Linked DNA regions of Homo sapiens: region 1 is linked to region 2. Evidence: read pairs that join two places in POLR2A ChIA-PET (ENCODE). Cell type or tissue: HepG2. All regions are shown on one strand. Links, peaks and the distances in the headings refer to the core of each region. The heading gives the core; the rest is flanking DNA. Region 1 overlaps MYBPHL (myosin binding protein H like). Region 2 overlaps SORT1 (sortilin 1).

Region 1 (5,379 bases), core at 132-5,131, 93 kb after region 2:
GCATGGAGAGGGTGTTGGAGAGACAGTGAGCCAGGGCTAAAACCATCAAGCACTAGGGGGACGACTGTAACATAGGGACGGGGTGGGGTGGAGTCTTTTCCTCAGAGAAGTGTTGCCTGTTCCTATGTCCTTTTATTTTTTCTGACCTTAGTTTCATGGCCTTCAAGAAAGTGACACTCTTGTACCACTCCTTTCCCATTGCACTCCTCCAGACAGGTTTCTGAGTAGACCAAGGCCACATCCTAGGCATCTGGTAATGTTTCTCTAAGAAATCCCGGTACTTCTTGGATTTCTGGAAACCTCTGGATAGTTTCAAAGCCATAGCTAGCCTCCTGCATTCGCCCTCTTTTGGTAACCCTTCACCCACATAGGCACGTGTGTATGCAGGCTCCCTCTCTCTCTCACACACACACTCTCATACACACACATACACACACCATTCACAGACACACGTAAACACACCCATACACACATTCATGCACGTACACAAACACACACATTCACACACATACACTCACACACACATACATACACACTCATACAAACACACACACACCCTCTCCACTTCTCCAATGCTTCCATCTTGGTTCTTGGCTCTCCAGGTCATAGTTAGTAACATCGGTCTGAACTATACAGCCCCTAGGGAGCCTCTGGAGAAAGACTGATCCCATAAAAGGGAATTATGAGAGGATAGGAACAATTATAGAATAGTAAAACAGGCATAAACTTTAGCAGGATAAAAGTAGGGTAGGTATTAGGAGGAATTTTCTAATCAGAAGTCAAGATCTTTGGACTTGAAGTAGTTTTCTCTCTTTTTTTTTTTTTCTTTTTGAGATGAAGTTTTGTTCTTATTGCCCAGGCTGGAGCGCAATGGTGCAATCTCGGCTCACTGCAACCTCTGCCTCCCAGGTTCAAGCGATTTTCCTGCCTCAGCCTCCCAAGTAGCTGGGATTACAGGTGCCCGCCACCACACCTGGCTAATTTTTGTATGTTTAGTAGAGATGGGGTTTCACCATGTTGACCAGGCTGGTCTTGAACTTCTGACCTCAGGTGATCCACCCTCCTTAGCCTCCCAAAGTGCTGGGATTACAGGCATGAGCCACTGCGCCCGGCCTGAAGTAGTTTTCTCTAAGAATTTTTTAGAAAGAATTAAACAGCATCCTGTCTGAGAGAAACATTGTACAGAGAGAGCCTAACTCAGAACCAAAGGCCCTCAAAGGACTTTTCAAGATGCCTTTTCTCTAAGACCCCATGAAGGGAGAAAACCAAACTGTGACTCTCACAGACCTGCTCTTAGAAAACCTAGGCTCTTAAAGACTCTAGGCTTTGGTTCACATCCCTCCTGTCATCTAAGGAGGAGAAAGACCTTGGGCATCAGGGGAAGCCATGCCTCCCCAAGGTCAGTACAATTTACACCTCGCTTGACTGCGGATGTGTGAAAAGAGATGCCTCAAATGAGCCCCGGCGTTCACATTCTTAGCAAAGAGTCAGATTGCGCCTGGGTTGGGTTGAGAGGCGATTGGAGAGCATGCTGCTGACCTGCTGACTGGGCATCTGAAGCTGCCACACTCTCTCCTGCCACCTCTGCACGTAGTCAGCTGAGTTAGCCTCACGTCCATACTCTGCCCTCCCACAGGGAGCCGGGAGCCTGCTGGGAGCAGAGGCCTCACCTACACATCCTCAGAGTCCATTCTAGAGACTTAAGTTTCGTCATCTTGTCAGGAAACCCACTGATAAGCAGAGAACCGGCAATGGAGCCGTCCAGGGAGGGAGAGACTGCCGTCCTCGCGGGCAGCCTCCTTCCTTGCTCTCGCGGGCAGCCTCCTTCCTTGCTCTCTGCCCAGCCAGGATCCCCTCTAGATCCAAGGGCCAGTCTGCTCCTCTTCCTCTAACTCCCACACCTTAGCTTATGTTCCACATAAACCCATTTCTTTCATTTTTCTCTTTAGTTCAGGTGTAAGAATGCTAACATTTTCCCAGGTGTTTTTCTAAGAAACAAAAGAAACACTAGGTGGAAACACATACATCAGCTCACAGCTACCCATAACAGCCCATTCCCTACCTGAGGTCTCAGCAGGGCGGGGCTCAGCGGGCACTTCTGTCAGGCATGAAGGCCTGGGTTCCTCTCCCCACCTCAACCCTTTGCAGTTCTTGGGTATGTCTAGCCCCCGCCTTCCCTCTGGGCCTCCTCCCTCCAGGGGCAGGCCACTGTCCAAGCCCTGACTATGGTGCTCATTGCTGGGTGGACACTGGTGGGCAAGACACAGCTAGTGCTCTGAGAATGGGTCCTTCAGACACACAATCTTAGATGGGGAGGCAGGAGTCTCTGGTGCCAGGCACGTCGTCACAGCTAGCCGGGAGGTCTCCAGAATACCGGCTTCTTTCTCGGAGCCCTCTTGCTCCCAGCATCCTTGTTCTGGTGCTTACAGGCCCTTCCTAATGCCGACATTCTGTAGGCAGGCGGCACAGGGACAGCAGAGCCAGCTTCTCTCCAGCCCTCTCCCCAGCAAATGTAGAAAGGGTTATTTCCTCCCCCAACAGTGGGGAACCAAGCCTGACAAGATGAGGTTTTGACCCTCCTTTCCAAGTACGGCCCTCTTTTTCAAAACACTATTAAGTCATATCCGCCCGTCTTCAACTCTTTGGTTGCTTGCCAAGATGGCCACAGGAGAGAAGCCCATCACACAAACGCTTCTTCTGTTCTTCATGTCCCGCCCCTCCCAAGCCACCAGAGCCCAGCCGAGGGCAGCCACAGCAGGGTCACTCAGCCGCCTGCAGCTGCTGCATCTATGCTGAGGCAGTCAAGACCTGAGCAGGGCAGGGAGGACGGGCACTCAGGCCCATCAAGTCCCCTCGTCACATATTCCTGAGGTGCAGTCTAAGACAGGCACAGCCCAGGTGAAAACATAAGCCACACAGCACAGAAGGAAACTGCAGAAACCAAACGGACCGTGTGCACTGTACATTGCCATTGATCTTCATTTGCAAAGGTCTCGCGACCTTGAGATTATCATGGGGAGACTCAGAGTGAAGTTCTCTGGACAATGCTTGCTGATTGAGCTGGAGGAAGGACACAGAAGAAGCTCTGTTTCAGTTGCGTCACTTACATGTTTGTGTTATGTAATGTATGTATTTAAACAGTTCATCTATAAGTAAACATACATATGTCATAGTGAATGCTCAGGGAAGTATTTTCACAGAAGTGTGTGCTATCAAAGAGTCTGGAATCCACTATCGAGCAGTCATGCTGTTTGCCACAGGAATGTACCAGGGGTGAAGTTCTTCCAACTGCCAAGAATGAACTGTGGCAAGAATCCTGGGTTGTTGGGAACTGAAGCACTATCACATTCTACTGAAGATAATATCAGCCAGGCGACTGCCTGTGCCTGAGAAAGGAGGAGACAGCAGCCAGGAAAAGGCCAGAAAATGGTGTCTGTCTCAGCCAGGCCCCCGAGGGAACGCAGGTGGAATGTTTGTGCTTCGGCAGCTGAGACAGTGTGAGGCATCCCAAGAGGAGAGAAATGATACCTGGTCAATCTCCAAACCTACACTCAGCACTTTTCCAAGCATTTCCTGTCTTCATCCTGGAAGCCCATACACATCATCTAATCTCTACTTCTCACTGGGACAGACCTGTGAGATCAAAGGGAAATGAGTGGTGGACCTAATCTGTCCCAGAATCTGTACAAAATGATCCTCTGCAAACTGGAAGAAGACTGTGCAGGCGCCCGGGAGCAGAGTGGCCATGCAGAGGAAGGGACCCAGACACGTGCTCTGTCTGCAGTGACATCAGTGTTGTCTCCGTGGGCGGCTGGGAGGTCAGGGTGTTGACTCTGCCTGCAGAATGGAGAGCATTCTCCTGAGACCCACACCTAACTGGGAGGTCAGGATTGACATGGAAAGTGGCCTTGATAAAAGGAATGGTATTAAGGACAAATGTAGAAAAGGGTGGAAAGACAAACCACACAGACCAGGCTGGTCTGTACACAAACAGAAAAATAAAAATGCCTCCATCAGGATGGAATGCCTCCAGATGATGGAAAGTCAGTACTTGAGAGTTACAAATTAAGAGAACTGTCAGACTCGCACTCCAGTGTTCCTTCTGCTGAGACTTTAATGTTTCCCGGGGTGTTCCTTAAGCCAACCCCTCATCCCCAAATCCCAGCAGGATGATGGGAGCACTCTTCCCCTCCCCTCTAAGAAGGGCTTAATTTGGTGACCGATTCCTGGGCCACTCACCCACAGCAGGCAGCTGGATGCAGGATTTACTTTCTCTGAGTATCCATCTCCTATTCTCTCTCTTTCCATCACTCAGAGCACCCCAAGATCTGGCTACCTCGGGCCCTGAGGCAGACCTACATCCGGAAGGTTGGGGACACAGTGAACCTACTAATCCCATTCCAGGTGATCATGCCAGCCCCATACTGGGTCCATGTCTGGGGCCAGTGCAGGTTTTGGATTTGGAAACAGATACCAAGAGTCCTGCTAGCAGAGGGGCAATCTTCCCAGCCTTGGATAGAAGGGGTCACACCACCAGAAGTCTGAGGCCAAATGACCTCTGCACTCCTGAAGGTGGGTTTGGATAGGACTGGGTGTGCACCCATGAGATGGTGTGAGGCTAATCCATGCCCTTCAGTCTACAGAAGCCTCAGAGCTTGCAGTTAGAAGGGTTCTTGGGAGTTTGAGTGGCTATTCAATTGGTCCCAGCTGCCCCGGGTGTTCATGACCTAAGCTCTCAGAGATTGGGAGACTCAAAGCCATCCCTCTTTCCCAAGATCCTTAGGCTGTTGCTGAAAGGAGGAGGCCCCCGGGAGGGTCCACCAACTTCTAACTCAAGGAATGTGCAGCTCCAAGTCAAGCCTCCCTGTGGACCTGGGGTGGACAGGACCCCTACAGCAGCAGGGAGAGTCAGGAAGCCTCTCGGGGCTGCTCAAAGCATTACCCTCATTCCTCAGGGCAAGCCCAAACCTCAAGCCATCTGGACACATGATGGCTGTGCCTTGGACACCAGGCGTGTGAGTGTGCGGAATGGGGAGCAAGACTCCATCCTCTTCATCCGAGAAGCCCAACGTGCTGACTCAGGTCGCTACCAACTCCGCGTGCAGCTGGGTGGGCTGGAGGCCACCGCCACCATTGACATCCTGGTGATTGGTACGGTGGGGGAAGTGGGAGATGGGGGGGTCCTCAGGAACTCCCTCTCCAGGCTGAAGAGGAGCCAGCTCAGAGAGCTGGGGAAGCTGCGGCAAGGCTCCCACGTCATGTCTGGGACACAGGGTGGGCGCAGGAGGGGTAACTGAGGAGAAAAAGGGGCTAGGGCACTCCTGAAGTGACTTCAATGCATGTGGGATGTTCCACGCCCACTGCCATGGCTTTGCCCTT
Region 2 (5,379 bases), core at 282-5,281:
GAGATTAGAGGCGTGAGCCACTATGCCCTGCCTGGATTTATTCCTTGAGTCAGAGTCTTCCTGGTTAGTTTGAATTGATGTGTCATTTGTAATATATTGATTCCAAAGAAAGAGGTTGAAAAAACTGGCTCAGGGGTTCTAAGGCCAAATCTGTGGAAGAGTAGACCTAAAACCACTCATTCTTTGAAGTCCACATGTAAAGAAATTTTCTTCTATTTCTTTCATTTAGCTGTTTGCAATAATTTTTTTTTAGTTTTTCTCTCCCAGTCTTTTTTTCAGTGACCTTATTTAAAATAGCTATTTTGGCTGGGCACGGTGGCTCATGCCTGTAATCTTATCAATGTGGGAGGCCAAGGCAGGTGGATCACTTGAGGTCAGAAGTTCAAGACTAGCCTGGCCAACATGGTGAAACCCTGTCTCTACTAAAAATACAAAAGTTAGCCAGACGCGGTGGCATGCGCCTGTAATTCCAGTTATTCTGGAGGCTGAGGCATGACGATCACTTGAACCCAGGAGGCAGAGGTTGCAGCGAGCCGAGATCGCACCGTTGTACTCCAGCCTGGGTGACAGAGTGAGACTCTATCTCAAAAAAAAAAAAAAAAAAAAAAAAAAAAAAGTTTTTGCGTTTGTTAGTCATCCGTGGTCTCTTCTTCAGAGATCTCATCCTTTCTGTATCTGGTTAAAAAAAAAAAAAGTGGAGCCTTTGTTTAATATCATTTACCTTAAAAATGGTTAAGTAGTACTTCTTAACCAAGAATTGTTATGTAGTAGCCTGTTCTTCTGTTTATTTATTTGGTTTTAGAAGTCATAAAAAATCCTGAACTGTATTGAAGAGATCTAGTATTTTTGGACCGTTTATAAAACAGTGTGAAATAAAAGCATCAGCATGACAGAACAACTTTTTATCAGAGATATTGTACTTTGTACAACTGGGGAAGGAAGGTACATGTAGAATCATTTTTCCTACATAACATGACAGGATTCGAGTCCCAAGAAAAAGCAAAAGTTCATGGTTCTCTTATTTCTTTTAACTTGGTCCTGTTTCATTTCAAGCCACATTAATTCACATCATCAATGTATGTGAATGCCCTCCAAATGCCTAGATCTGTGCTAGATGCTGGGGTGCCAAGATACAAAGAAAAGATCATTCAGACTGGAGAATGAAAAGCCTCAGAAGGTTATAGCAAACTACTAGACCTGTGTCTGTGGCTTATGAGGATATATTAGCATTTAACCTGTCTTCTCAAGAAAGCACGGTAAAGCTAAAGCATAATAGTGCGTTTATATTACGGTTTAAGGAGACCGGTGTCCTGATGACCACTCAGGCTTCTCTGTCCATGAAATCCAGCAGGTTTTTCTCTTTGCCCAAGCCTCCCTTTTTCTCTCTAAGGTTTTTTTTCTCATATCATTTCTTTTCAATCTATTAATTTAAAATATATTTAAAGTGCATTGGGTTTATTACACACAGCATATATTTTTTCACATAGAAGTCCTAATGATTAAGTGCTTTATTTTAGGAGTTGAGGCAGGAGAGGAAAACATTTTCCTTTCTAGTTACAGTATTACAAGTTAGCTATAATAGACTCATGGGAAAGTGGAAATAAAAAATACTGGCTATTACTAAAAAAACAAACAAAAGGGATGACAAGAAAACGAAGGAGAAAGATAAATAGTTATAACTTTCCAAAAATTATGCTCCCTAATTTTGTTCTAAGGGTTTGACTTACCATGGTAAGGTGGTATAGCACTGCCTTATCTGGACTGCCTGCATTTGAACCCTGGCCATGTCACTGTGTGATCCTGGGTGAGTTACTTAAGTTTTCTGTGTCTCAGTTCCTAATCTGTAAAGTGAAGATAAGAGCACTTAATTTGTAGGGTGGTTGTGAGAATTAAATGAGTGTGTGTTAAATTATATATACATAATATATACGTATATGTATATTATTGTATAAATATATATTTGTATTACATAATATATGCATATGTAATATTGTATTTGTAATGAGTTATAGTATGTATTACAACATATCACATTGTGTTGTATAATCTATACATATGTAATAACTCATTAGAAGAATGTCTGGCACATAATTAGCACTCAGCAATTAGCTATCATTTATAAATGCTCTCTTCTTAGACTCAATAATCTTCCTTTTGCCTGGAACTCAAAACTGTTTTCATGCCACATTTTTAACTGATTCTTTCCTTCAGCTGCTTGGAGTATTCATGACATGTATAACCTTTGTACATGCGTGAAATTGAGCAGGCCTAGAAGACTTTATTGTTGGTTACTAAGTTGGATTGCTTCAAAACATTTCTGCTGTAAGCACCCCTTTGAGGGTAGGCATGAAACTGTCTTAAAGGAACAGATGAAATGCCTTGGCCAGAGTTGTGGTGGTGGCTGACATAATTTCCTTACTTCTCATTCCTGTGTACAGACCATTTGACAATTTCCTTAAAACTTTTTAAACTTATGATGAATAAAGCCAGGAACTCTTGCTTATTTTCTGTCCTCCCTCTGCTCCTGTCACTAACTACTTCTGTAAACATAACTTCCCAACTTCTACTCCAACTTTAAAGCATCTGGTTCCTTAAATAAACAGGCCCTGTAGAGAGGCCGTGTTGTATGGGGTGTCAGCTCTGGGAAGAATGCGTGTGTTTGTTTGCTGGCTCTGGCAGGGTTGAGTCCAAGCTGACAGGACTGAGTGTGCCTGTCAGAGGCTTCAGGGAGCTGCCGCTGAAGACCTCGGCCTGTTGTTGTGAATCGCCAGACCTTTGTAACACCCGGAAGTCTGAAGGTCAGTCCTTTAATGCCCCGGAACTTCCTAACTGCCTCATTTCTTCCAATACTTGGCCTCTCTTCATCCTACCTTCCCTAGCACCCCCAGCCGTCTAGCTTATTTAATAGTCTCTTGAGTTCTGTTTCTTCCATTCAGCTTTGGATCAAGGAGTAGGAACTCTGTAGGATCTCCTTCTTGGTCCTGGTTGAGCAGAGTGAGCGAAACCTTCATGAAGAGTCTTCTCTCATGCAATGTATAGTCAGACCTTTAGCCCCTAGAGGGATGTTAAAATGACTTATGCATTGGATATTTCAGTAAGAAGTATCAGCAGATTTGATGAAGTGTAATTTATCTGGGGAAAGGTTAGTCTTCATCTGAAGTTTGGTTGGGATGAGAGTAGAAAGCTAGCCAGGTATGACAGATGGCTCCAAGGGAATGCAGTGTTAACAATTAGGTAAGTTCTCTGCTGACTCAAATGTTTGGCTCTGTGCACAGTGATTTTTAATTAGAAATCTGAGTCTCATGTCTGCTTGTGGAAATAATTGGAAGAAGGCTTATGTTCTGTTCAATTTCTAATGGCTATTTTCTTTTTGTGATTATTAACAACAATAATAGGCTTTCTATCCTGCTGTTTTGATCAGATCTTTCATGTCAGGGTCACAGATACTATTAGCAGTTTCTTCTGCACTCTGCCAGTTTCCAGTCAACTCTCGTCAACAGGCATTGGGTTCTCAGTGGGTGACTGCAGAGTCTGCGTTCCCCAACTTTGTCCCAGTTGGCCTGTTACCCTTGTGTGACCATCACATGCTGGGCAGTGCTTAGCACCAAGTTGTAATGGTCAGGACGGGGGAGTAACGTTTGTTCTTCTCCCTCCTTCCTACCTAATCCTACCCCTCAATTTTTTTTACAGAAAGTGAACTATGTTTTGAGGCTGCAGAAATGAGGCTCAGATATTTTATATAATTAGGAGCTAATATTAAGGCAGACAAAGCCATCACATTTGACATGTAATTTAAAATACAGCTTTTCTAGAAACAACAAAACTGTGGCAATGGCTCTGACAATATTATGAACTAGATACTGCATTTGTAGATTTCTACAAGTTTCAGTTCCCTTTCTCTCCTTTTGTCATCAGTGTTTTTATTGCATCTTTTACTTCTATTTTTAAAAACTTGGTGAAAACTTGTTCTTCCCACTATGTGGTCTCAGTGATTTGTATGCAGGTGGATTTGAGGATTAATGGGGCTTGAAGAACAAGCTGATCAATTTCAGTCAGTTCTAGGCAGCTTTTTTGTTCTTGTTTCAATGGTGACTGCAGTCAAAGTTGGGTTAGTAATATGTTGCTTTGAGATAGTTTGGTTGAATGAATGTTCATGACAGATTCCTCATACCTATGAAAATTTTTAGGTGAAAGATGGAGGCTGTTTTTCCTTCTCTATCCCCAATCTCAATCTCAGGAAACCACAGTAAAAACAAAATCCTTCCACTCAGAACCTGTCGTGTTTTGCCGAGGAAGTTTTCTGTGAATGTAACTTATTTTCTGTTTTGTGTTTTAGTCTCTGGCCCTCGATTCCTCATCTACAGCACAAGAAGTTTTGGACTAGCTTTAAAATTTCTTTCAAAAATTCTATGATTCATATGGGAGAGGCCAGAGGTTGTGATCACAAATGTTTTCCTGGCTGATTCCAAATTTAGAAGCAAACTGTGGCTGTTTGACTTCCCAGTCAAACTTGAACATAGCATGGATTTCACATTTAGGGGTGTTTTACTACCACCTCCAGAACTTGCTTCAGTGAAATATGCATGTTCTTAAAGATAGCAGGAGTACTTTTTTTCATGTAGTTATGAAAGACATTTTTCTCTTTTATTTTGGGGGTAATATTTTACCGTTTGTTCCTTGTTGGCTGAAAAATCTAATGCTAATAAAAGCTACTAGCTTGAATAGTCCAAAAGCAAACCCAACAGATAGCAGTAAATTCATTTTTCTTTTTCCCTTTCCTATAGTACTCTGCCAAAACTGGGGCTTTTTTTCTTCATCCTGGCTGCCTGTGTGTTTGAAAATAGATGGTCAGCTTACCATAAATATATTCACATGTAGAAACTTATATGTGATTAATTGGCTTGATTTATTTTTATCAGAAGAAAACGTATGTATGTTCCTTCTCTGGCTTATGAATACTATCCGTCTTATGTTTGCTTTGGATAAGCATTTTAGTCTTCCTGTATGTCCTAAAACGCGCGCGCGCACACACACACACACACACACACACACATACACACACACACACACACTTTCTAATATTGTACTGAAGCCAGTTTGCAAGTCTGGTTCCACAGTACAATTGCTCTGAAGGACCAGGAGAAATTGAACTGGGAAGGAAAATTTGTATTAACTTCAATAATTCCCAGACAAGTTAGTTCAAATCATTTTTATCTAGTATTTGCTATTTGTCACAAAGGATTCAAAACATAAATATGTTGTATACAAAATCTCAAAGAGATGTCTCAATACCCAGATTTGGGTCCTGGCTCTGCTGCTTCATAGCTGTGTGATTATGGAAAATCACTTAACTTCAGTGGTCTTTACAGTTGTTTTTTA

The links. ChIA-PET counts read pairs that join two places held together with the same protein. Peaks named below come from ENCODE experiments on the same cell type or tissue, not always from the same donor. Only the 100,000 strongest peaks of a DNase experiment are listed, where the experiment ranks them.
Region 1: POLR2A ChIA-PET joins it to region 2 with 22 read pairs; 18 of 35 experiments call an interaction of 5 or more read pairs at or near these places.

The regions. Positions count from the first base shown.
Region 1 is chr1:109,297,194-109,302,572 of GRCh38, reverse strand. It overlaps MYBPHL (myosin binding protein H like), which reads left to right. Exons shown (of 9, transcript NM_001010985.3): 2 at 4,316-4,404; 3 at 4,956-5,151. Among named protein-coding and RNA genes, the nearest start is that of MYBPHL, 7.1 kb to the left of the region's middle. RefSeq lists enhancers at 1,220-1,729, 1,730-2,240, 5,308-5,379. In HepG2, for the core only: no CTCF peak of the experiment used is centred there; DNase peaks (open chromatin) are centred at 2,672, 3,142 and 3,762.
Region 2 is chr1:109,390,446-109,395,824 of GRCh38, reverse strand. The region is part of intron 1 of SORT1 (sortilin 1); the gene reads left to right. Among named protein-coding and RNA genes, the nearest start is that of SORT1, 4.8 kb to the left of the region's middle. In HepG2, for the core only: no CTCF peak of the experiment used is centred there; a DNase peak (open chromatin) is centred at 2,674; H3K4me3 peaks cover 2,874 bases.